Linked DNA regions of Homo sapiens: regions 2 and 3 are each linked to region 1. A link is a loop called in an ENCODE intact Hi-C map of the cell type or tissue named here. Cell type or tissue: K562. All regions are shown on one strand.

Evidence for each region. Peaks named below come from ENCODE experiments on the same cell type or tissue, not always from the same donor. Only the 100,000 strongest peaks of a DNase experiment are listed, where the experiment ranks them.
Region 2: a loop joins it to region 1, with 6 times the contacts of the local background. A loop is called at or near these places in 2 of 110 quality-filtered maps.
Region 3: it touches region 1 in a loop (3-fold over the local background); 3 of 110 quality-filtered maps call a loop at or near these places.

The regions. Positions count from the first base shown.
Region 1 is chr4:177,377,611-177,385,610 of GRCh38, reverse strand. It overlaps LOC105377558 (a long non-coding RNA gene), which reads left to right and starts at 4,257. Exons shown (of 3, transcript XR_007058384.1): 1 at 4,257-4,296. RefSeq lists an enhancer at 4,342-4,636. In K562, a CTCF peak has its summit at 4,476 (motif pointing right); a DNase peak (open chromatin) is centred at 4,490.
Region 2 is chr4:177,245,498-177,253,497 of GRCh38, reverse strand. All of the region lies in intron 1 of LOC105377557 (a long non-coding RNA gene), which reads left to right. Among named protein-coding and RNA genes, the nearest start is that of NEIL3, 60 kb to the left of the region's middle. In K562, a CTCF peak has its summit at 3,215; a DNase peak (open chromatin) is centred at 3,217.
Region 3 is chr4:177,544,498-177,552,497 of GRCh38, reverse strand. The region is part of intron 1 of AGA-DT (AGA divergent transcript); the gene reads right to left. Among named protein-coding and RNA genes, the nearest start is that of AGA-DT, 100 kb to the right of the region's middle. In K562, a CTCF peak has its summit at 4,288 (motif pointing right); no DNase peak of the experiment used is centred here.

The sequences.
Region 1 (8,000 bases):
AAAGAAGACATTGCCACATGGAATTCAGAAGCAGAAATAAGAATCCAACACTCTTAAGCCAGCCATTAAAGAGATTTGCATAAATATAAAACAATATAACTCTTCTTGCTTTGTTTTTGTTTTGAAAAAATAGTTTTTTAATAAAAATATTTTATGTCAACATGTGAAGGGTTTATAAGTAGATATTTTTGTAATGTCTCCATTTTAATTTTTAATATAATGAATAGTGATAGATAGAATGAACACACATCAACATTTTGGTTCTCATTAATTTTTAAAAATGTAAAGGAGTTCTGAGGTCAAAACATTTGAGAACTGCTGCTCTAAACCGAAGGGGCAGGTGGCAAAGCCTGGCTAGATGAGTGCTGTAATGCTGTTGAGTAAACAGAAAGAAACCGAGGGAGCGGAAATGGAATTTAATACAGAAGTCCAAAGGAAGCCAGTAAGATTTTGACATAGTCAAGCAGAACTGAAAGACCAAAGAGATGATTTTCACAGTGGAGAAAATTACAGTCATTCAGCTATGAGATAGATGAGTGTGACCTGAACCAGAGATTTGATTCTGATATGTAGAGAGGAAGATGCAAACATTTTGACCGCTGTAGGGAAAATTGTTCTGATTTTTACAGCAAGGAGTCAGAATTTACTCTGAGATGCTGTCATTGAGTGACTGCTACTGACACATATGTGATGATATCTAAGGGGTTGGGAAGAGGCTAGGTCTTGAGGAGGAATGTTAGAAAGCACATCATGCTTTGCTTGGTACTGTTGTTGTTTATTGCCTAAAAATTCTTTGTGATAACTTGGCTGACTGCTATCTTTATAGTTATATCAGGTGATTGTTATGTTTGACACACTGAATGAGGATCTTTTTTTTTTAAACATTTATTTATTTATTATTATTATTTTTTGAGAAGGAGTCTCACTCTGTCACCCAGGCTGGAGTGCGGTGGTGCAATCTCGGCTCACTGCAACCTCCGCCTCCCAGGTTCAAGCAATTCTCCTGCCTCAGCCTCCTGAGTAGCTGGGATTACAGGTGTGTGCCACCACGCCCAGCTAAGTTTTGTATTTTTAGTAGAAACATGTTGGCCAGGCTCATCTCAAACTCTTGATGTCAGGTGATTCGCCTTCCTTGGCCTCCCGAAGTGCTGGGATTACGGGCATGAGCCACCACGCCCCGCCTGAATGAGGATCTCCTAATATACCTCCTTAGTTCTGTTTATCCTCTTGGTCTTGGGTGTGTTATACAATGTACATTTCCAGGTTTGATATCTGGAACAGTGGGAGAAACCTGTCCCTATGGTCTGAATATTGGCATCCCCCCAAAATTCACATGCTGGAACCTGATATTATTAAGTAGTGGGGTCTTTTGTGAAACAAGTCATTTTATAAGGCTCCAACCTCATGAATGGGATTAATACCCTTATAAAAGGGGCTGAACAGAGCTGCCTTATCCTTCTGCCGTGTGAGGATGCAGTAACGAGGTGCCATCTTGGTAGCGGAGATCAGGCTTTCACCAGACACCAAATCTACTGGAACCTTGATCTCAGACTTCTCAGTCTCCAGAACTGTGAGTAAGAAATGTATTGTCTTTATAAATTACACAGCCTGGGGTATTTTTGTTGTAGCAGTAGGACTAAGCCACCTACCATGAATCTCTTAAGTGGAGCTGAAACCATGAAAGAAGGACTCTCTTCTCCATTTGGGGTCTAAGGAGCATCAAACCATGCTCAGGGAAAGGTAGAGAATTGAGCTTATGAGCTAAAAGTTGTAGAGAACAAGATATTTTCAATCTTTGGGATATGATCTGTTTTTGAGAAAGTTAAGTTTGTTACTTTACTCTGTAACACTTAAGTCGGTTTCATATAATACATACAAGGGCTGATTGTGGCATGCTGCTCTTGCTTAAACGTGCTTCTTAGGAAATACCTCTTGAAAGTCAGATCGCCACATTATATTTGCATCATATGTTATGCCTGGAGTATTGTCCTTTGAAATAGATTGGACAGAGTATGCTATTCACAGAAGAGCAATAAGCAACCAGCTTGATAGAGTTACAGAATTTTAGCTCTCAAGGAGAGAATGCCAAAGTAAGTTATCATAGACTACTCTTGAAAAATAAAAGAGCCCGTTAAGATCAAGTAGAGTATGAAAAACGAAAAACCCTCTCTCCTTGACTAAACACTCATTTATTAAGCAGTAGTTTTTACATTCTCCAGGTACAGCTGAAAAGTTTTTCTATAGTCTCAGAACTAAGGTGACATTTCCCTGACCACCTATTTATAACTTTTCTTCCAATCCTTTGCAGTCATCAGATTCATGCATAGTAGCCATGTATATAGTTGTGGATTGTTGAACTTGTGCAGGTTGTCATTTGCAGCTGCTAGAAAAAGGACATGCGCTCTACTTCTTGAGGGATGAATGTAAAAAGTCTTTTAAAAAATGTTACTTAATGTCATAGATTTCCTAATATCAGGTTCATTCTGTGATGCTATTTAAGAGAAAATAATTTCAAATCAGCCTCAGTTATAATGCATCCCTGAAATTATGTTGGAGATATATCAAGATCAATGAGGTCAAAACAGTCAATGAATCAATTTTCTAAGAAGGGCAATGCTGAAGACAGTATCAGGGGCTCACGAAGCGACTGACACTTCAACTTTGTAATATACTATGATGTTTAAGTAATTTATCAGTGATCTCAAAGATCTAAAATAATAGTACTTATGGTGGAATAATAAAATTGTATGAGATCATAAAGACATTTGCATTCCCAAATTATTTATTGTAAGATTTCTTTCTGATTAATAAAGACTTCTTTACATCATTAAAACACTGCCACTGAAGAAGTACTTCTCTGGAGGAGGCACACTAATAAGATTTAACTTGCTCAATGCAGGTGGGTAGATGGTGACAGAGGAAGCTAATGGAAGTTCTCTTCTGATTGCTTCTGTTTCTTTAGTGACATAGGATATAGACAATTGAAAGTGAGGATATGGAAGGCTTTTAGAGGTTTGATGTTCTAGGACAAAAGAGAATATTTAAAATAAATCCATAGTTTTATTTTAATATTTTAAATCTATAGTTTTATCTATAGGTGCAGTGGCTCATGCCTGTTATCCCAGTGTTTTGGGAGGATGTGGTGGGAGGCTCACTTAAGGCTAGAAGTTTGAGACCAGCCTGGGAAACACAGTAAGACCCTCCCTGTCTCTACACAAAAATAAAATAAATAATTAAATTTAAAATGAGACCAACTATGTGATTGAGAGTGTTTTCTGATCAATTTAGATTCAGAGATGCTGATGATGGCAGCGGCGGACCGTCCAGGGCAGCCACTGCCATCACACTGGCTGCTGTGAGGAGGACGCAGGAAGGAGGCAGAGCTGGGCCTGGGGCATTGCCATGTTCCACACTGCCGGTGGGAGCCAGGGACAAGTGGGAGACCTCCCAGAGCCTCCTGCCCTGGGGGCTGCCACGATGGGGCCAGGCTAAGCCACCTGTTTGCAGGGGAGCAGCCCAGTCAGGCATGGAAGGGCAGACAGAGAGGGGCCCAGTGAGGACCTGGAGCCCCAACCCCAGGCTGTAAGGAGGTGTGGCCGGGGCTGCCTGCATGCGCCATGGAGTGGGCAGGAGTCCCGCCCTCCCAGGCACAGGACCCAGGCATCTCTGTAGTCTGCACCCTCCGGGCCCAGGAAAGCCCTCTCTGTTCCTACTGCCTGGCCTCTCCCCACTCCAGGAGCCCACTCTGATATTAGAGTGCGGTTGGGGCCAAGCCCAGGTGCTGTCACAGCCTGGCCCGGTTTGCACACACTCGGGGAAGTGCTAACACACCATGCCCCTGACCACACTATGGGCAAATTAAGCTAATATATAAAGAGTACCCTTAAAGCAAAAGAAAATGCCAAAAAAAAAAAAAAAAAAAAACCCAAATGTAGAAAAAGGATATATAAACTTACCTAAAACAAAATAAAAATTTAAACATATGAGTGATAAGTGACAGGAGGCAGTCAAATGCCTAGGCAGATAGGGGCCGGTCCCTTGTGATATCCCACCTTCAAGTCAAAAACAGCCTGAAGGCTGAAAGACTGGACTGCTGGTTCCGGATGAAAAACGTGACCCAGAGTGGGAACTTCCGTTCCTGTTTGCCTGTCCTTTCCTGATTGGTTCTTTCTGAATAATGCTTTTTAACCAATGGAATGTTACGTTTTCCAATACTACCTTTGGCCCGCCCCTCCCCCATCTATGAGTATAAAAATCCTAGACTCAGCCATACTGGGGGAGATGACCCAACTTCAGGTGAGAGACTACCTTCCTGTCCCCTCTCCACTAAGAGCTGTTTTGTCATTTAATAAAATTCTCTGCCCTGATCACCCTTCAGTTGTCAGCATGACCTCATTCTTCATGAATGTGGGACAAGAGCTCAGGACCCAGCAAACATGGGTGCCTGGAAAGGCTGCAACACTGTGGCCCTCTGCCTTTGCCAGCAGAGGGCAGCTGCTCCATGCACCGGAAGCAGTGGCGGGGCCGAGGTAGTCCCGCAGCCGTGGACTAGAGCAGGGCAAGGGGCTGATTGAGCTGCTAACACACCACTGTCCATTGGGCTGTGGGGAGCAGAACTAAAAGAGCTAATTAGCACACTGTGACACCCCCTCTGGGGCTTCGGGGTCACGGGCATCCCTGCCTGAGTGGGTCACCACATTCCCCTTGGGGTGACACCTCGTTTGGCCGCGGGCCGCACATGGAGCCTGCTCCTATGTTGATGCTGGGAGCAGCTGGCCAGACCCCGCACTCGCTCACTCACATGCTGCCTCTCACCGCAGTCACAGTGGCTGTGGGATTCGCGCCAGAGACTTGCCCTCAGGCGCGGCTAGGTGCGCTGAGTAGATGCGGTGGTCTTCTACCGCGAGCCCAGCAAAGGGGCTCAGAAAAATTCCTGCATCATAAGGAAAAGCAAAGCTAGGAAAGACAGTCAATAAAATAAAAACAGAAACATCAGGAGATTAATTCACTCTGGAAGAAAGACAAATAATAGTATGCTGAAAATTACATTAAAATAAGTATGTTTAGGAGTCTCAGTGAAGGAACATAGCAAACACATGTTAAAATAGCAATGGTTAGGGAAAAGAAACAGATAACATTTTTGAAAAGAAAAGCAGACAAAATCTAAATATATGCAATAACCTTGGGACTAGGCAAAATTAAATAGAGACTAAATAAATTAAAATATTAATTTAAAAGGAATTCACCTCCCATGCAGGACATAAGGATATTAAAAATATAAAACAGAACATTAACGGAAGGAATGGATTAAGTAAGGAAGCTGAATGAAAATAAATCCACATCTTTTCACTGTGCAGGTTAAATTTACAACGTAAAAGACAGAAAAATCTTCAAAGTTATTCCAAGCACTGAGAGATGGTATCTGGAAGATAATGCAGACTTAGACTCTAGGAAATGATCGTGGGTCGAGGAATAAGGCATGACAAAGCTAATCCTCCAGGCTCGTAGAGTGGGCATCAAACACACATGCACTGCCAGGCAGGTGACATAAATGTGAGAAGTAAAATGGGTGTGAGCTAGAAAGTTGTTTAAGGACAATCGATGTTCTTTCAGTGTTGGAGGGACAACAAGGAATAGTTAGGGCTGGGACGAAAGTGATCAAGTACCTTACAGAAAGAGGGAGCCCATGGGGGAATGTGGATCCATCTCTGATTTTTAAAGAGGATCCATAAATCTAGGCTTTTCAAGTGACACCTTCCAATTATAAATATTGACAAGTAATTTAAAATATGGCTCAATACAAAACGAGGCAGGCCAGAGAGCATGTGGTGAGGGCTGGATTTGCTACCGTTCACTTCGGAGAAATGTGCACAATTAGTGAAACCTTACAGCCCTGAACAGGCTTGATGTGACTATAACGGTTTCTTTGACCTATTTCTTCCTTTGTCAATAACAAGCTATTTAAGTCAATATCAAAAGAAATGTAAAATGCAGTCTGTATTGTGAGACTCTAGCAAGACTTTCCCATAAGAAGGAGGCCATGTACAGAGACAGGGTTGTTGCCTTTTCCCCCTGTAGTTGAAAACTGTGCCTGATGTTGTTAGATTGGGTACAATTAAATCTACACATTCCAAAACACTTTCATTATAGACTCATGCAAAATTATATTTGGCTTTATTGTTTTCTTTTCAACTAAATAAAATGACCAGGTCAGCTACATCTTGCAGTAATAAGTATAAACTATCAATGAATTTTGAAATGATGTGTGATTTCTGGTGATATAGTACTTTTCCATTAAAGAAAGTTAATTAGAAACCACAAAAATATTAATGCATTGAAAATTACCTATAATTTAATAACACCTTTTTGGTGAAAAAGGGTCATTTTAAAATGCTCATTTTACTACTTTATTTTGTTCACTTTTTGTTCTTAGGACAATATTCCACACATGGGTATCATTTAATGAGAAACCTAAGTATCATAACATAACAATTACAATGACACAATGTTACTAAATCTATGTTTCTTCTAATGACTGGAAGTAATTCACTTAGCACTCAGTTCTCATTTTTCCTATTCTTTTTATGTATAACATTATACAAAGTTGTGTTATTTATATAATGGAATATGGTAAAAGGTAATTTTGATGATATTTTTGTGACAGAAGGAAGAGGACGAATCCACCTTTCTCAGTTACAAGTGCTCTGGTTTTACTTGGCCTAAAGAGACCTTCTTTTGGTTAAATATTTTACTAGAAATATTTCAGGTTTTCAGCTAATAGAAATGTCTCAAGCATTACGCTGCTGTAATAAATCACTTAAATTGCCAGGTTATATTTTACAGCTCCAGTTGCTTGAATATTTATTGTAAAGCACCAAGTACAATAATTTCCATTTTTATAATTAATGAGGAGATCTGGAAAAATAATTCTAATTGGTAAGGCAGGAATGATTGCAATCTATTCTTAACATGTTGTCTAAGTCCTTATGTATCCTTCTGTTTCTCATGAACACACTCTAATTAGAAGATCAGAAGAAGTATACTTGTTAAAAGCTGAGCCTCAGACACCTTAATGGTGAGGTGAGCCTCCAGGAGTAAGATACCGTTTGGATTATATTATGCATGCCCTTATTTCCAAAGCACAGCTCTCTTTTTGGTGCGTTTTTCTATAATTTTTAAAATATTTCCCAGTCTTGCCTCATTGCCTCTTTCATGAGTGCAATTAATCCTGATTTTGGATCTCCCAGTGAATCCCATGGATTCTCACGAGAATATATGATGATTATATTGGTCTCAAACCTATTTCAAGGCAGATACCTTTTTTAGTTCCTAGTTTGAATCTGTTATCTCCCTAAACTTTGTCAATTTGTTCTTCATTTTTTAAAGAATGTCATTTACCTTCCAGTTATGCCTGATCATGATTTGGTTTTGCTTCTTTTTTTCCTTCAGATTTTCTCATTTTATTTTTCTCCCAAGGCCAAAAATAGTTGTTATCCTTGACTTGAACTTGCCATTTCCCCCTCTTCATGTCATCCACTCCTGAGCATTTCTAATATACCCCCTACCAGCATCTTGCCTATGCTGAGATTCTTATTTATATCTTAATCATTTTCTGTATCAAATCCTACCTCTACCTCATTTATAGCCTTCTTAAATCTTTAATCTGCGAGTTTCAGAAGATCTAGAATTCTGATGCTATACTATGTTACCTCTCCATTTTTCAAAGCTCCATATTCCTGACCTTTCTATAATCTTTGATGGCTTCTTCATCCATTTTTTTTAACTCTCAGTTACCAGGTTACTTGCTTTATTCTTGATACCCTTTAACTTTCTCTTACCCTTCTCTTGAAATAGTTCCATTAAAAATTACCATGTAAAGTACCTAATTTCCATTGTGTGTCTATGAAGCGGATTTTCACAGCATCATTCGACATTATGCAAGTTGAATTCCAGGGCGTGTGCCAGAACATGTTAGGAGCCGAATATAAAACGTTAGGCTG
Region 2 (8,000 bases), 130 kb after region 1:
CTTTTTGAAGTTGCCAGAATGGACCTCATTGGCTTTTTCAGAAAGTTTAATGTCCTGATGAAGTTCAATATCTCTCAAGGATATTCTATAGAAATCAAGTTCTGTAATAAAGTCTTTATCAGTGTAATCAGGACACATCTAACAAATGTTGGCCAGGGACTGTGGCTTAAACCTGTAATCCCAGAACTTTGGGAGGCCAAGACAGGAGGATCACTTGAGGCCAGGAGTTTAAGCACGGATAGCAGAGTGAGACCTTGTTTCTACAAAAAATTTAAAAATTAGCTGGATATGACAGCATGCACCTGTAGTCCCAGATACTCAGGAGGCTGAGGCGGGAGGATTGCTTGAGCTCAGGGGCTCAAGACTGCAGTGACCTACGATTGCACCACTGCACTCCAGCTTAGGCTACAGAGCAAGAGATCCTGTCTCCAACAAATAAATAAATAAATATGAATAAACAAATAATAATAATAAAATTAACATTTATTAAGTACTTACCATGTGCCAAGTTCTGTACTAAACAATTTACATGTATGGACTCATACAATCCTGAATAATTTTATGAGGAAAAACTGTTATAATTCCCATTTTATAGATGGGGAAACTGAAACAGAGGAAGGTTTAGTAATTTGCCCAAGTGCACACAGTAGGAAAAGACTGAACTGGTATTTAAATAGATATATTAGTGAGAAAGTCCCAGAGTTAACATAAAGTGAATCACAACAAAGCAAGAAAACCTGTAATAATAATTATCAAAAAGCTTCTTTTTTAAACCATTGTTCTTCATACTTGTCCATGGACTGTGCATTTTGAGGTAACACCCATCACTACAGTGTACGCTTTGGGAAATGCTTCATTAATTCAGTTAGATCCTCTATGACTGTACTTCCAGACCTCAGCTCTGAAGTTCCAGAGTCCTTTAGGAGCCTTGACTAAATAGGTCTGAAATTTTCCAGGGAGGGGTTTCAAGATATTCCATCACATTTACTTTAGAAATCCACAAAGTGATGGGAATAAGCTAAAGGTGTCTCATTCAATTTCCACTGTTACTGAAGGCGTGTTCTGCAAAGGCAGGAATTTTTGTGGGTTTCATTCTCTTTTATATCTCTGACAGAATCATGCTTAGAACATAGTGGGTAGTCAAAAGATATTTGATAAATAAGTGCATTAAATAGCCATCATAGATCATAACCTGATTATATACCAGATTTGCCTTGAACCCTGAAGTTTAGAAGAGAATGGCAAGGGAGAACAGAAACGGATTTCAAAGGTCTGTCCTCTGCATTCCCCATTCCACTTGTTCTCACTGCTATTCTTATTCCACAACTCTCAAGAAAATTAAGATGTTTGTCCCAGTGGACTGGAAATGTTTGGTATCTAGTTTCCTATAAGGACAAGGAAAATATTTTCACTCACGAATTCAGATAATGATACTTTTTGAAGGTTACTATGTGGTAGCCATTGGACATTTGGTAATGAACAAAATACCATGTAAGTAAGCACTTGCGTAATAATTACTATGGTCCTTTTATAAATGATGCATGTATATTTATATATATTCTCATATACATATTATATACACACAGTATGTGACAAGATATGTGATAGGCACCATGAAGTGTTTCACAGTATCATTACTAAACGTAATTTTTCCAAAGATATACACTATGTGTATATATGTCATATATAAAAATGTGTATATATGTCATATATAAAAATGTGTATATAAAAACAATATGTACATATACTCACTGAACCATCATCACACTTTACATATGAGAAAAATAGAGCCAAAAAGTTAGCAGAGGGCCATTATGAGCCTAATTAGCCATTGTCTACAAGCCAAATTTTTACAGTAAGCTATGGTCCCCACTTCAACTTTAGTGGAAATGAGAGACATCTACTCACACAAATGCCTACCAAATCCCACAAATGTGACAGGTGCTGTGACAGAGCAGCAGAGGGTGTTATGAGAGACGGCAGTGGAGGGAAAGTCAGAATGGGACTCTGATGAAATGACATTTAAGCTGAGACCTGAAAGGAGGGGAGTGGTTGGCCAAGAAAGGGCGGGGAAGGCATTCTAGATAAAGGAAACTGTGCAAGGCCGAGGCAGAGCAGGTGCACGCAGCCTTATACTGTTGAAGGAACTGGAGGAAGTGCATCGCAGTGAGAGCTTAGGAGTTGGGTGCAGGGCAGGGAAAAGGAACGCAGGACACAGCAAGAAGAGGCTGGAGAGTGGGGTCAGAGGGGCATATCACGTCCACAATGTAAACCATGCAAAATTTTACACACTTTTAATTTCAATAGGAAGTCACTGGAAGATTTTAGCAAGGATGTGACATTATCCTATTTATGTTTTGGAAATGTTAGTCTGCTTTTTGCACTTCCATAGCAATAGATAGTCATGATAATACATAGCACATTTATAAAAGAATATTTATTCTTTTAACAGATGTTTTCTTGATTACTTCAACTAGCTCATTTGTATCACAGATACCATGTGGACAACAGAAACCATATTTACATTTAAAAGTATTTAAAATGAAAATGTTTTGCTGTAAATAAATATGATATGTAAAAGAAGCAAATTTAGAAACTGTGTGTTACTAGGAAGAAAAGGAAAAGACGTGACAGAGACACTATTAAGTGCTTCACAGTATCGCTGATGGAAGTTATCAAAAGGAACCTTTTTAAAGCTACACAATGCTCATTGGCTATGTAAATGTTAAAAAACATGTATTTAGATATTTAGGACAATATTTACTATGAGGACTTCTCATGCAGTGAAATGCAGATGTAAACTTTTATTAATACATAATTATATGATAGAATTAATAAACTCTTTACTATTTCATGTGTATTTAAAATATTATGAATTAAAAGGCAAAAAAGCAACAACGTTTTAATAAAATTTAGTCAAAAAGGAGGCTTACTTTGTCCTGTATAACGAAGAGCTAAGACTAATAGGTTTGCATTGATAATGTATGTTCTTTGCAAAACTACCATCTAGAAAAAAGAACTTAGCTACCTTTAGGGTGCCCAACGTTTGTATCTTATATAAACAAGCTGTCGTTTAGAATCAGAAGTAAAATCCATGGCCTATGGCACTGGTTAAAAGCAGACACTCTTGCTCTAACAGCTCCAACCTGGGCTGGTTGGAGATTGGCAGGAACTCAGCGGGAAACATCCAGAGCGGGCTCACGGTCCAGCAGCGCTCCCAGGAGGGCGATGGCAGAATAGCAGCCTGTTAGGCGGCGGGAGGAAGGCGAGGCACCAGTTACTGATACGTATGTCTGAGAGCGAGTCTGAAGGAGAGGAAAGACTGCAGAAGGCATGGAGGTGACAGGTTAGACAGCAAGAGAAATGGCATAATGCAGAGCCGGTTAATGACTCTGGCAGCTTTCCACCTCTGAGAATGTTACAATTGGTGAGGGAGGATGGCACATGTGAATTATCTCTTGGTAAGAGGGAAATCCTTGACTTGAAAGACCTGAATGTTCTTGTCTATCAGGACACAATGAAATATTTAGATTCTGGGATAACAATGTACTAATGCTAGTTTTCTAGAGGTTATGTTATTGAATCTGTTGCCTGTCAAATTTGAGAATACAAATGAAAAAAAATACCTGATTAATAAAGCCTAGAATATGTGCTAGTGATTGCAACATTCTGGTGAAAGGTTGTTCCGTTGGTTATTTGCCATTGATAAATTTTGGGTACAGCCAAATCATCACTGGACTCTCAGTAAATTGTACAAGAAATTGTTGGTTCATATTTTTAGGTGACCTAAAAATGCATAATATTCAAAATATAAGTGGAAAATATTAGTCAGCCAGATACCTCTTCTTTTTAATTATGCAAACGCAATTATTCTTTTAAAAAGAGCTGGAAAAGAGATGCCACTGTAGTGTTGGAGATCCTGCAGATATAAATTAGGAGTGAGCAGGGGTGGGGACAATTTTGGTTTAGCAATAAAAGGCATTTAGTAACACATCCAAGCTATGACAAGGCAGTGTAGAGAGGTGTGCTGAATTCTTCTTTGGCTCAAGGTTTCTCGGATTTTAGGTTTTCTGCCATTCACTGTGTTTAGGCAACTTGATTAGTACATCTTGATAGTAACAGTACATGTCTCTCAGTTTTAGTGTGAGTATTGGCTGGGCACGGCGGCTCACACCTGCAATCCCAGCACTTTGGGAGGCTGAGGCAGCAGGATTGCTTGAGCTTAGGAGTTCAAGACCAGCCTGGGCAACATAGAGAGACACTGTCTCTGCATTAAAAAAAAAAAAGGAAAAGAAAGTGGAGTGTTCTAATATGACTCATGTAAAAGCTGTTAAGATAAAAAAAATCAGAACCAGTTTGTTTTTTTCACTTACAAGCCTTATCAGAAATTGAATTTAGTTTCAAAGATGAATTATTCTCATTTAAGTAGTTGTGTAACTGTGCATAATGTCGTAACTATTTGATAGCTAAAGACTAATATTTTATGAAACACATACCTCTATGCCAGGCATGAGGCACCGTGTCAGTAAAATAGACTTGGTCTTTCCCCTTCATAGAGCCTAGAGGATAATTTATTAATCTTAGAGGATAATGTATTCATCAAATTAACCATGATGTGGTTAATTTGTAGCTTGTGTTAGAATACAAAGAAAAAAGAACAGTTCAGAATGTTTAAAAAGGATTGGCTTTGGGTAGAGAGTTCGATACCCGCACTTTAAGCCAGGCAGCTGCAGAATGGGGAGACCTTGGTGGTAACTAAAATGGAGCCATAGTAGGTAAGGATGGAGAGGATATGGGTGAAAATCCTATGCCAGGCACTGAGCATGAACACATGCATGATTAATTTCCGTGCAGTCTGATGAAGTAGATATTCTTACTATCTACATTCAATACTCAGGGAATTTGAGGTTGAGGCGCAATTAAACAAATTGCCCAAAGTCCCACAACTAGTAAGTGCATATTTTAATATTTCTCATTGCATACAAAATTAGACAATGGAAGATTTTTAGAAAGAAAGGATTAAAACTACTAGGGCTTTAATACACACAAATAGATATTAGTAAAAATGCAGAGATGCCCAAGATAGGCATTATAATGAGACTCAACAATTGTGACCCCCTCACTCTTCTCTGTATACATTTATTGCTATCACAAACCTCCCCAATATTTTCCTGCTCATGTTCCTTCTAGAAAGAAGTCTTGGCCGGCTACAGTGGCGCATGCCTGTAATCCCAGCCCTTTGGGAGACTGAGGCAGGCAGATCGCTTGAGGTCAGGTGTTCGAGACCAGGCTGGCCAACATGGTGAGACCCCGTCTCTACTAAAAATACAAAAAATTAGCCGGGCATCATGGTGCATACCTGTAATCCTAGCTATTTGGGAGGCTGAGGCAGGAGAATCACTTGAACTTGGGAGGCGGAGGTTGCAGGGAGCCGAGACTGCGCCACTGCACTCTGCACTCTAGCCTGGAAAACAGAGTAAGACTTCGCCTCAAAAAAAAAAAAAAAAAAAAAAAAAAAAAAAGAAGAAAGAAAGAAAGAAATCTGCAGAATATAATAATGATTAGACATGAACCTGCAAGGTTAAAGTATCTATCAGGAACAATTTCCTGTTTTTTTGTTTTGCTTTGCTTTTTTTTTTTTTTTTTTGTCTCTTTCGGCCAGGTGCGGTGGCTCACGCCTGTAATCCTAGCACTTTGGGAGGCCGAGTTGGGCCAATCACCTGAGCTCAGGAGATGGAGACCAGACTGGCCAACATGGTGAAACCCCGTCTTTACTAAAAATACAAAAATTAGCCGGGCATAGTGGCGGGCGCCCGTAGTCCCAGCTACTCCAGAGGCTGAGGTGGGAGAATCGCTTGAACCTGGGAGGCGGAGGTTGCAGTAGCCCGGATCGCACCACTGCTCTCCAGCCTGGGCTACAGAGCGAGACTCCGTCTCAAAACAAAAATAAAAACAAAAACAAAAACAAAACAAAAAAAATCTTAGCAGGAAGCAAATGAAAGGTCAAAGCAGATTATTGCAGTCAGTGGGCACTCAACTAAGGGAAGCTTATAAAATGAAAACAGAAAAAAATCCAAAAAGGCTTCGCCTCCTTCCTTTCATAATAAAATGCTGACACAACCTTAATTATACTGTTATAAACAGTGCTGTTGGACCACTGCTTCACCATATGGGACTGAGAACTATAAATATGTTAGATATTGGTTCTTAGGAAGGGAAAATATAGAATATATCCTTTGTACGAATCATATTTTTATGAGGCTGCTGAAGAGTAGCTGAGTGTTGAATCAAATCACGAATTCTCAAGGCCATCATAATCAGAGTAGGCAAAGTATATATTTGCTCAGGGAAACATCTGTTAAGAAATTTCTCCTGAGTCTCATCAGTAGTTGGCAAGCTTTACTGCTTTAGCTATGTTTTCATTATTGGCCTGTCTGCAGAATAGTTTACACTGGTTGTCCTTGTATCATTAATTCACCGGTAAAGAAATAACCTTTTTAATGGCCCGCCTTTGTTGATAATGCTCACAACAAAATTTAAATTTTAAATAGTCACTCAGTGATTTGTATTTTATTCAGTTGTGCTCTTGAATTTTATGTACATGCACAGAGCTCTGAAAAAGGATAAAAATAGTAAGTTATGAACTGATTGTGAATCATCCATGGTGTTTACAGTTCAGTTGCTTTTGGAGCATTGCAGAAGTTGTGTCTTTAACTAATAATGCTTGGTTCGTAGGAGTCACACCATTACTTCTAATACTTCTCAGTGAAATTATTGAAATCAGCGACATAAAATATACATGGACTTTTTTTTTTAGTTCGAGTAGAGGTACCTTCCAGCAAAATATGCTTTCATCAAACTATCAAATTGATAATAGGAAACAAAACATTTTCTGGAAAAAGAAAAAGACAACCAGAAAATCATCTTTTTTGATACAGTTATCTCATAGGTATCTGTTAGCAGTGGCATGAATAAAATATTTCATAAACTTTTTGGACATAATTACCATTAAAACATACTGGCCAGCATCATATTATTTTCTCTCTAGATTTCCATTTAGTGCTTTCCGTGTGTCACAGAGTCAATGTAAAGCTACCTGGATAAACCCATTAATGAATTGTTGCATAATGTTTTGTAGTTGCTTTGCAAGTGAATTATTTTTGCTGTGGTACTGCTAATACAGCAACCTCTATGCCGTCTATGATTACTAATACGGAATAATAAAAAATTGTAACTTGGTCCAACATTTTCTCTGGTCAAAATGTTGATATAACTTGGCTAAAAATAAGCATGGAGAAAAACACAAGCACTATTTTGTGGTGTGTGAGATCGACCTGCAGTTGTTAACGCTGTTATTAAGTTTCAGTGACTGTTTAGGTCATCAATCTCTGACAAGAACCTTTCAGAGTGCTTGATGATATTGCAAGTAGCAAGCTGTGCTGCATTAAAAGATGATGAATCTCTGTTCAGGTAAAGCTTTGCCCTTTGGCTATCATAATGTATCACCACTTTGTTTACAAATGGGTATTCACTACGCTAAATGGCAACAGAGTGCATGCGATTTTATAAATACGAAACGTTGGCACTAGCTAATATCTGAACATCTAGTTGAAAGTGCAGTTGGAAGTCTAGGGAAAATAATCATAGTTACTTACAAGATAAATAATTTTGTAAATTAAAATTGTTGGGATTCAGCTATTTAAATGATTACAAGTTATGTTTTAAAATAACATGTTTCTATAGAATAACTCAATTTTAACCCTTGGTTTTCTCTTAAAAAAGTCTTTCCATTTTTTACCTAAACATAAATGTGGAAGCATCATACATAAATTTGATAATTTATCAATTTCAAAGGAATCTCTAATCTTTGCTATTAGATTCATGGAGCCACCAGCCACATTTTGTCCAGGTTAGTATTGTTTTAGACAAGAGTCTTATTTTTGGTAGGAAAATTATTTTCTGAACGCAGCAAAATGGAAATGACTTTATCTCTTCTTTTA
Region 3 (8,000 bases), 170 kb before region 1:
CTGGGTGACAAGAGTGAAACTCCGAATCAAAAAAAAAAGCAAAACAAAAACAAGAAATCTATTAATCTGCCCAAGAATATACAACTAACAGGTGATTAAACTGATGTTCAAAGTCAAAAAAGTCTGACTGCAGAGCAATCCATTCATACCCACCATGGTCTCCTGCCTCTCTGTGCTCTCTCAAAAAGACCACTAAGGCCGGGCATGGTGGCTCATGCCTGTAATCTCAGCACTTTGGGAGGCCAAGGTGGATGGATCACGAGGTCAGGAGATCAAGACCATCCTGGCTAACACGGTGAAACCCCGTCTCTACTAAAAATACAAAAAAATTGGCGGGGTGTGGTGGCAGGCGCCTGTAGTCCCAGCTACTCGGGAGGCTGAGGCAGGAGAATGGCGTGAACCTGGGAGGTGGAGCTTGTGGTGAGCCAAGATCACACCACTGTACTCCAGCCTGGGTGACAGAGCGAGACTCTGTCTCAAAAAAACAAAACAAAACAAAACAAACTACTAAGCAGTTGAACTCATTGGCTCCTCCCAGAACCTAAATGAAAGGGCCAGATCCAAAGGGAAGCAGGCTGTACAATGAAAAGATGCAGACAAACTTGCTCTTCTAAGATGATGTATTAGTTTGCCAGACTGAAAACACACACACACACACACACACACACACACACACACACACACACACACGCAGACTGAGTGACTTAAACAGCAAATTTATTTTGTCACAATTCTAGAGGATCGAAGTTCAAGATCAAGGTGTCTGTAGGGTTGGTTTCTTTTTTTTTTTTTTTTTTTTTTTTGAGACGGAGTCCCGCTGTTTAGCCCAGGCCGGATTGCAGTGGCACAATCTCGGCTCACTGCAAGCTCCGCCTCCCAGGTTCACGCCATTCTCCTGCCTCAGCCTCCCGAGTAGCTGGGACTACAGGCGCCCGCCACCACGCCCGGCTAATTTTTTGTATTTTTAGTAGAGACGGGGTTTCACCGTGTTAGCCAAGATGGTCTCGATCTCCTGACCTTGTGATCCGCCCGCCTCGGCCTCCCAAAGTGCTGGGATTACAGGCGTGAGCCACCGCGCCCAGCCTGTAGGGTTGGTTTCTATGGCCTCCCTCCTTGGCTTGTACATAGGTGTCTTTTCCCTGTATCTTTATATGGTCCTTTCTCTGTATGTGCCTGTCTTCTAACCTCCTCTTCTTATAAGGACACCAGTCCCACACTAATGACTTCACTTAACCTTTATTACCTCCTCAAATACCCTATCTCAAAATACAGTCACATTCTGAGATACTGGGGGTTAGGATTTCAACCTATCAACTTGGGAAGGACATAGTTCAGACCATAACAAACTTTTTGTTAATTTTCTTGGGAATTTATGCAGGTCAAGAAACTGAGCAAAAGTGCTGCAGAGGTTGGATCCTCGGAACATACTACAATTAACACAGAAGTAATAAGTAATTACTGCAATACTTATTAAACATTCACCCTGTGCACAGTTCTGTATGCAATGCTCATGGAAGGATTATGAATGTTAGTACATATTAATGTTGCTGCTGTTTGAGACTGTTCAGGTGTGTTGCACTCTATGAGAAATGTGAAGAAACATAACAACCCCAACCTCTAGGTAATTAAAATCTTGTTGGAAAGAAAAGGGAAAGATATGTGTAACCGCACAAAGCAATGCTACAAGAGATGCTAATGATGGTTTATAATTACAAATAGGTAAAGGAAAGGAAGACCAAGTCTAAACTCAGAAGAGAATAGAAGAGATCTAAAGCAGATATCATGGACTGGGAAGGATTTGGGAGGGTACTAAACTTGACTTGGGCCTTCGGGTTGGAGACTGAAGGGACAAAGAGAAAAGGAGGCATTTCAGGAAAGTTAATCCCAAAGGACTGATCAAAGCGTAGTGAGGAGAAAAGTTTTACTAACATTAAGGATTCCACAGGAAAGTGATAGAAGTTGGGTACAAAAGTAGATTGGAGAGACTATGTACATTATCTATAGCCAGACAGCCTTGTAAGGTGAGTATTCATACAGTAGTGAAACTATAGATGAGAAAAGTGGGGCCAAAAAGCTGAGCTAGTTATCAACAGGTGCAATGTAATAAGTAGGTAACAAATAGCAGAGCTGAGATTTAGGAGACTTGTGCCTTTGAACGTCAATGAATCTAAAGCAAAATTTATTAGGACAAATACAACCTTGATACAGCTTCACGTTTTTTTCCTCCCTAACCAAAAACAAAATGTAATAGAAAAACAAGTCTATTTTTACTCTTTTATTATACAAAGACTCCATTATTAACTTACAGCTGAAGTGGTATGAAAGGTCTTTAAGAGAACAGGTACTAAACATTGTTTCCAGGCTCAGCCTTAACTGGAATAGGAATGCAGTAGGATTTCTTGGACGTCAAGAGGCCTATATTTGCTTCCCCAAAAAGCCTTTTTCAAATGCTTGTGATTAGGAAACAATGCCTTCCACACACCCGCTCTCTCTGTTCAGGTGTCTGCCTCTTTCATTCCTACCTTAAGGCATTAAATGTGCTTCTCATTGTCAGATGGGGACCCAGTTATTTCTTTTTTTTCATTTATTTATTTTTTTGAGACGGAGTCTTGCTCTGTCGCCCAGGCTGGAGTGCAGTGGCGCGATCTCGGCTCACTGCAAGCTCTGCCTCCCGGGTTCACGCCATTCTCCTGACTCAGCCTCTCGAGTAGCTGGGACTACAGGTGCCCGCCACCATGCCCGGCTATTTTTTTTGTATTTTTAGTAGCGACGGGGTTTCACCATGTTAGCCAGGATGGTCTCAATCTCCTGACCTCATAATCAGCCTGCCTTGGCCTCCCAAAGTGCTGGGATTATAGGCATGAGCCACCGCACCCGGCCATATCTCTTGAGTACTTATGTAATCAATAAATGAACAAAGCAACTATGTAAAACAGTTACTAAAGCATTTCAAAATTAGCCACTCTAAACAAACCCAGAAGCCTAAATTACTGACACATTCACCAGCTGGAAAGACTGTGGACTTTGAAGTCACATATAAGAAATTCAACTTCAGTTCTTTTTTTTATTTTGAGAAGGACTCTCGCTCTGTTGCCCAGGCTGGAGTGCAGTGGCACCTCCCGAGTAGCTGGGATTACAGGCACGTGCCACCCTACCCAGCTAAATTTTGTATTTTTAATAGAGATGGGATTTCACCATGTTGGCCAGGATGGTCTTGGTCTGCTGACCTCCTGATCTGCCCACCTCGGCCTCTCAAAGTGCTGGGATTACAGGTGTGAGCCACTGTGCCCGCCCTCAACTTCAGTTCTTATATGTTTGACCACAGAAATGTAACTTAACCTTTCTAAGTCACAGTTTTCTAGCCTGAAAATGGGAGTAATAATTAACTCACTGAGTTATCATGAATATCAAATAATATGTACAGTTAAGCACAGTAATTGATATACAGCAGATGCTTAGGAAATATTAATTCCCTTCCCCTTCTCCATTCTTGTGAGCTCTCTTTGATAGGAAAAAAAGATACAAATAACAGGATGCAAATTACAAATATACCAGGCATCTGAAAGAATGAGAATAGAACCTACAAAGATCTCACAAAGGAGGAGGGCAGTGGTGTACTGGCAGCTAGACTGAAAAAAAAAAAAAAGCCCTCATTTGTACTTGTGATAGTGGAAAAACTCAAACTGTTTTTCCTCTGTTCTATCACCACAAGCAACACAGAAGACTTCTGTGACCAAATGTGTGGGGTTTCTCCCCACACACTAAGCAAGCAATCAGCTCTGCAGCAGACACCAGCTGGGTGCCCTCCAATTCAATTCAATTCAGCCACTATCTGGAGACAGCCTCAGATCCCACAAGTTGGGGGCTCAGTCACACAAAACCACCCCCTCCTTCCCATCAGCATACCCCAGCCTCTAGAATTTCTAATGCACTGGCTTCAAATTGGGACTCTCAGAGCCCCCTCTTTGGGTTCAATTAATTTTCTAGAGCGGCTCATAGAACTCAAGAAAACATTTATGATGTTTAGCAGTTTATGCCAAAGGATATTTTAGAGGATACACATAAACCGCCAGATGAAGAGATACACAAGGCAAGGTCTGGAAGGGTCTCAAGCACAGGAGCTTCTGTCCCTTTGGAGTTGGGGTGCACCACTTCCCAGCACATAGATGAATTCTTGTTCACCTTCCTCTCAGCTTCCACATATTCAGCTATCCAGAAGTTCTCTTGCACCCTGTCCTCTTGGGCCTTTAATGGAGACTTCACTGCATAGACAGAATTGACCACCAGGGAGAAGTATGATTGGACAAAAAGGGTATTCTCTAACACTAATAGGCTGAACAGAAACCCAGCAAGGCTTGTCCAGATTCTTTTTGGCTTCTCTGTGCTGTATTCCTTTTTCCAGGCTAAGGGCCAGGACCCCTTCTGAAATGAGGATCTTATAACCCACAATCAGAATGGTGAAAGAAGATTAGAGTCCTGTCTCGGGCTGCTGACAGGAGAATAGGAGAAGGTCAGAGAGAGAGTTTCTGTTTTTTGAGACCTAAAGAGCCACAGCATTATAAAAACTGTTACAAAGGCTACGGGAGTTATGAGCCAGGAACAATGGATGAAAACCTATATGTGTGTGTGCCCCTGTGTGTATACAGATGACATATTTACAATATGTATACATATTCAGTATTTATGGAATCAATAAATGAACAAAGCAACTATGTTACTAAAGCACTTCAAAATTATACGTACACATATTACACATATTTATATAAAACTGGCCCAATTTTCCCATAGAACTGATATTTATGGGGTTTTTTCAATAAACATAGAGATTGATCCTCCTGATCTTGAAACTTGAAACTTAACATTTGTCTCCTCTGGGTTCCTTCCTCAGGAAACCAAACCTCAGGCAAGGGACTCACCAGATCCTGGCACCCAGACAAGGAGAAGCCAGAGCCCCCATCAATCGTGATTGCTTCCTCACCCTTCCCTAATTCCTCTAATTCCTGTTTCCCACATGTAGTTATATTTCCCCCCCACTATGTCAACACACCAATTTTAATCAATTTGGAGAGATGGATTTGAGGTTTGGCTCTCATCCCTCTGGTTGACTTCACCCAAATAAAAAGTCTTCTTCCCTGGCAGTTCTGTGCAGCGAGCCACTGAAAATAGAACAGATACACACACACACACACACACACACACACACACACACACATATATAATATACACATTTAATAGCACATATATACACACACATATATAATATACACATTTAATAGCATATATATACAAATTTAATAGCATATATATCACATTTTACATATATACACATTTAATAGCATATATATATATATATATATCAATCATACTGTCAGTAATGTTTGCCAATTTCTGTGATGTAGATGCACCCTGTGATGGCTAATTTCAAGCTATATAACAATCTATAAACTATAACATATAAACTATAAACTATAACAATCAGCCATCAAACTTCTGAAATATTTAACAATCTGCTTTTACTTTCACTAGGTGGCTCCACACCAGAGGAAACTTACAACTGTGATTTTCATCACTGGTATTGTGCTTGTTGGTACCTGTTTCCTGTCTTGTCTTCAAAGCATAAGGGTAGGGAATGGTTAGGCTGAAATTCAGAATAAACCAAAGTAAATGTTGACAGAAGAAAATTCCTCAAGGATCTAGAACCAGAAATACCATTTGATCCAGCAATCCCATTACTGGGTATATACCCAAAGGATTATAAATCATTCTACTATAAAGACACATGCACATGTATGTTTATTGCAGCACTATTCACAATAGCAAAGACATAGAACCAACCCAAATGCTCATCAATGATAGACTGGATAAAGAAAATGTGGCACATATACACCATGGAATACTATGCAGCCATAAAAAAGCATGAGTTCATGTCCTTTGGAGGGACGTGGATGAAGCTGGAAACCATCATTCTCAGCAAACTAACAGAGGAACAGAAAACCAAACACCACATGTTCCCAATCATAAGTAGGAGTTGAACAATGAGAACACATGGACTCAGGGAGGGGAACATCACACACTGGGGCCTGTCAGGGGGTGGGGGGCTAGGGGAGGAATAGCATTAGGACAAATACCTAATACCTAATGCATGCGAGGCTTAAAACCTAGATGACAGGTTGATAGGTGCAGCAAACCACCACGGCACATGTATACCTATGTAACAAACCCGCACATTCTGCACATGTATCCCAGAACTTAAAGTATAATAAATAATGAAAAAAAGAAAATATTAGTAGCTGAGCATATAAAATGCATATAGATAAATGAAGAAATAAGTATAACAAAATATTTAGTTAATTACAAAGTCCCCAAGTTATATCTTTAGTACCACCAACGGTGTTTGGCACACAGTATTGCTGTCTCTATATACTGATTAAATTATTGATTAAATATTTTCCTTTTATTGCAATTGAACTCAGAGTAAATGCTGTATTGTGCTTTCAGGTAAGTAGAAATTTCCATTTTAACTGCCATAGTAGTAATTTGTGGACACTCAGTATATCAACTCGAAAATTAGGATAATAATACCTCTTTCATAGGGTTGTGTAACTTTTTAGGCCGAGAGCCTCCTCGCGATGTTGGATGGTAAAGTATCTCAGTATAGAAATTTGGAAGCTAAATTGCCTGACTTTAAATCTTGATTCTTCCATATACTACCTGTGTATAATCGCCTAGTGACTTATTCTCTGTGTGTCTCAGTTTTCTCATCTTTAAAATAACAATCATTATACCAACTTACAAGGTTGATATGAGGATTATGTAATTTATGTGAAATTCTTAGCACAATATTCGGCTAATAATTAAGCTAATAATGAATGTTACCGATTATAATTTGTACAATACAACCAAGAAATGTTTTGTTTCCCTGCCCATCTCTACCTGTTCTTACTTCTGTTTGTTTTCTTTTTTTTTTTTTTTTGAGACAGAGTCTCGCTCTGTCACCCAGGCTAGAATGCAATGGCAGGATGTCAGCTCACTGCAACCTCCGCCTCCTAGGTTCAAGTGTTTCTCCTGCCTCAGCCTCCTGAGTAGCTGGGATTACAGATGCCCGCCACCACGCCCAGCTAATTTTTGTATTTTTAGTAGAGATGGGGTTTCACCATGTTGGTCAGGCAGGTCTTGAACTCCTGACCTCAGGTGATCTGCCTGCCTCGGCCTCCCAAAGTGCTGGGATTACAGGCATGAGCCACCACGCCCAGCCTACCTCTGTTTGTTTTCATGGCCTTCAGGTCTCTTTATAACTTAGCCCTATTCTCCACATTAGCCCCTATCCTGCTTCACTTCAACATACACTGACAGCTGTACTCACAGAGTGGCCTCACCTCAGAGCCTCACACATTCAATCCCAGCTTTTAGGTTTGCCAAAAATATCTTTCCTACTTTCTTCCAGTCATTTAAATCTGATCTAACCTTGCTAGTTCAAATTTTCATTCCCGCTTTCATAGCTCTCTTCTTAACTTCTATAGCAAATACACTTATGCCATATAATCAATCATTTAATTAGAAATTCCCTTGTATTTTTCTTTCTGCTTTCGAAAGGGAATTATGTTATCTTCCGCAACTCTGGAATTGTGCAGAAAACACAGAATTACCCCCAATAAATGTGCATTGATCGATTTATTTACTATTTAGAATTAACTTTGACTTTAGTTATTATATCAATAGAGCTTTTATCAAAAGAACTTTTCTCTTTAACTGACACTACTTGCATTAAAATGCCAATCATGTAGGAGAATATGGTTAAGTGATAATGTTTAATTGCTTAAAATTATTACATCATTTACTATAATAGTATGCCATTTGAACTAGATATTTTTAAGGTTTGATTTCTTAAGTCTATATCATGGTATCAAATTTATATAATGAAAAAAGTTTATTTTAGTATTTGGTTGGTGCAAAAGTAATTGTGGTTTTTGCCACTAAAAGCAATGGCAAAAACCACAATT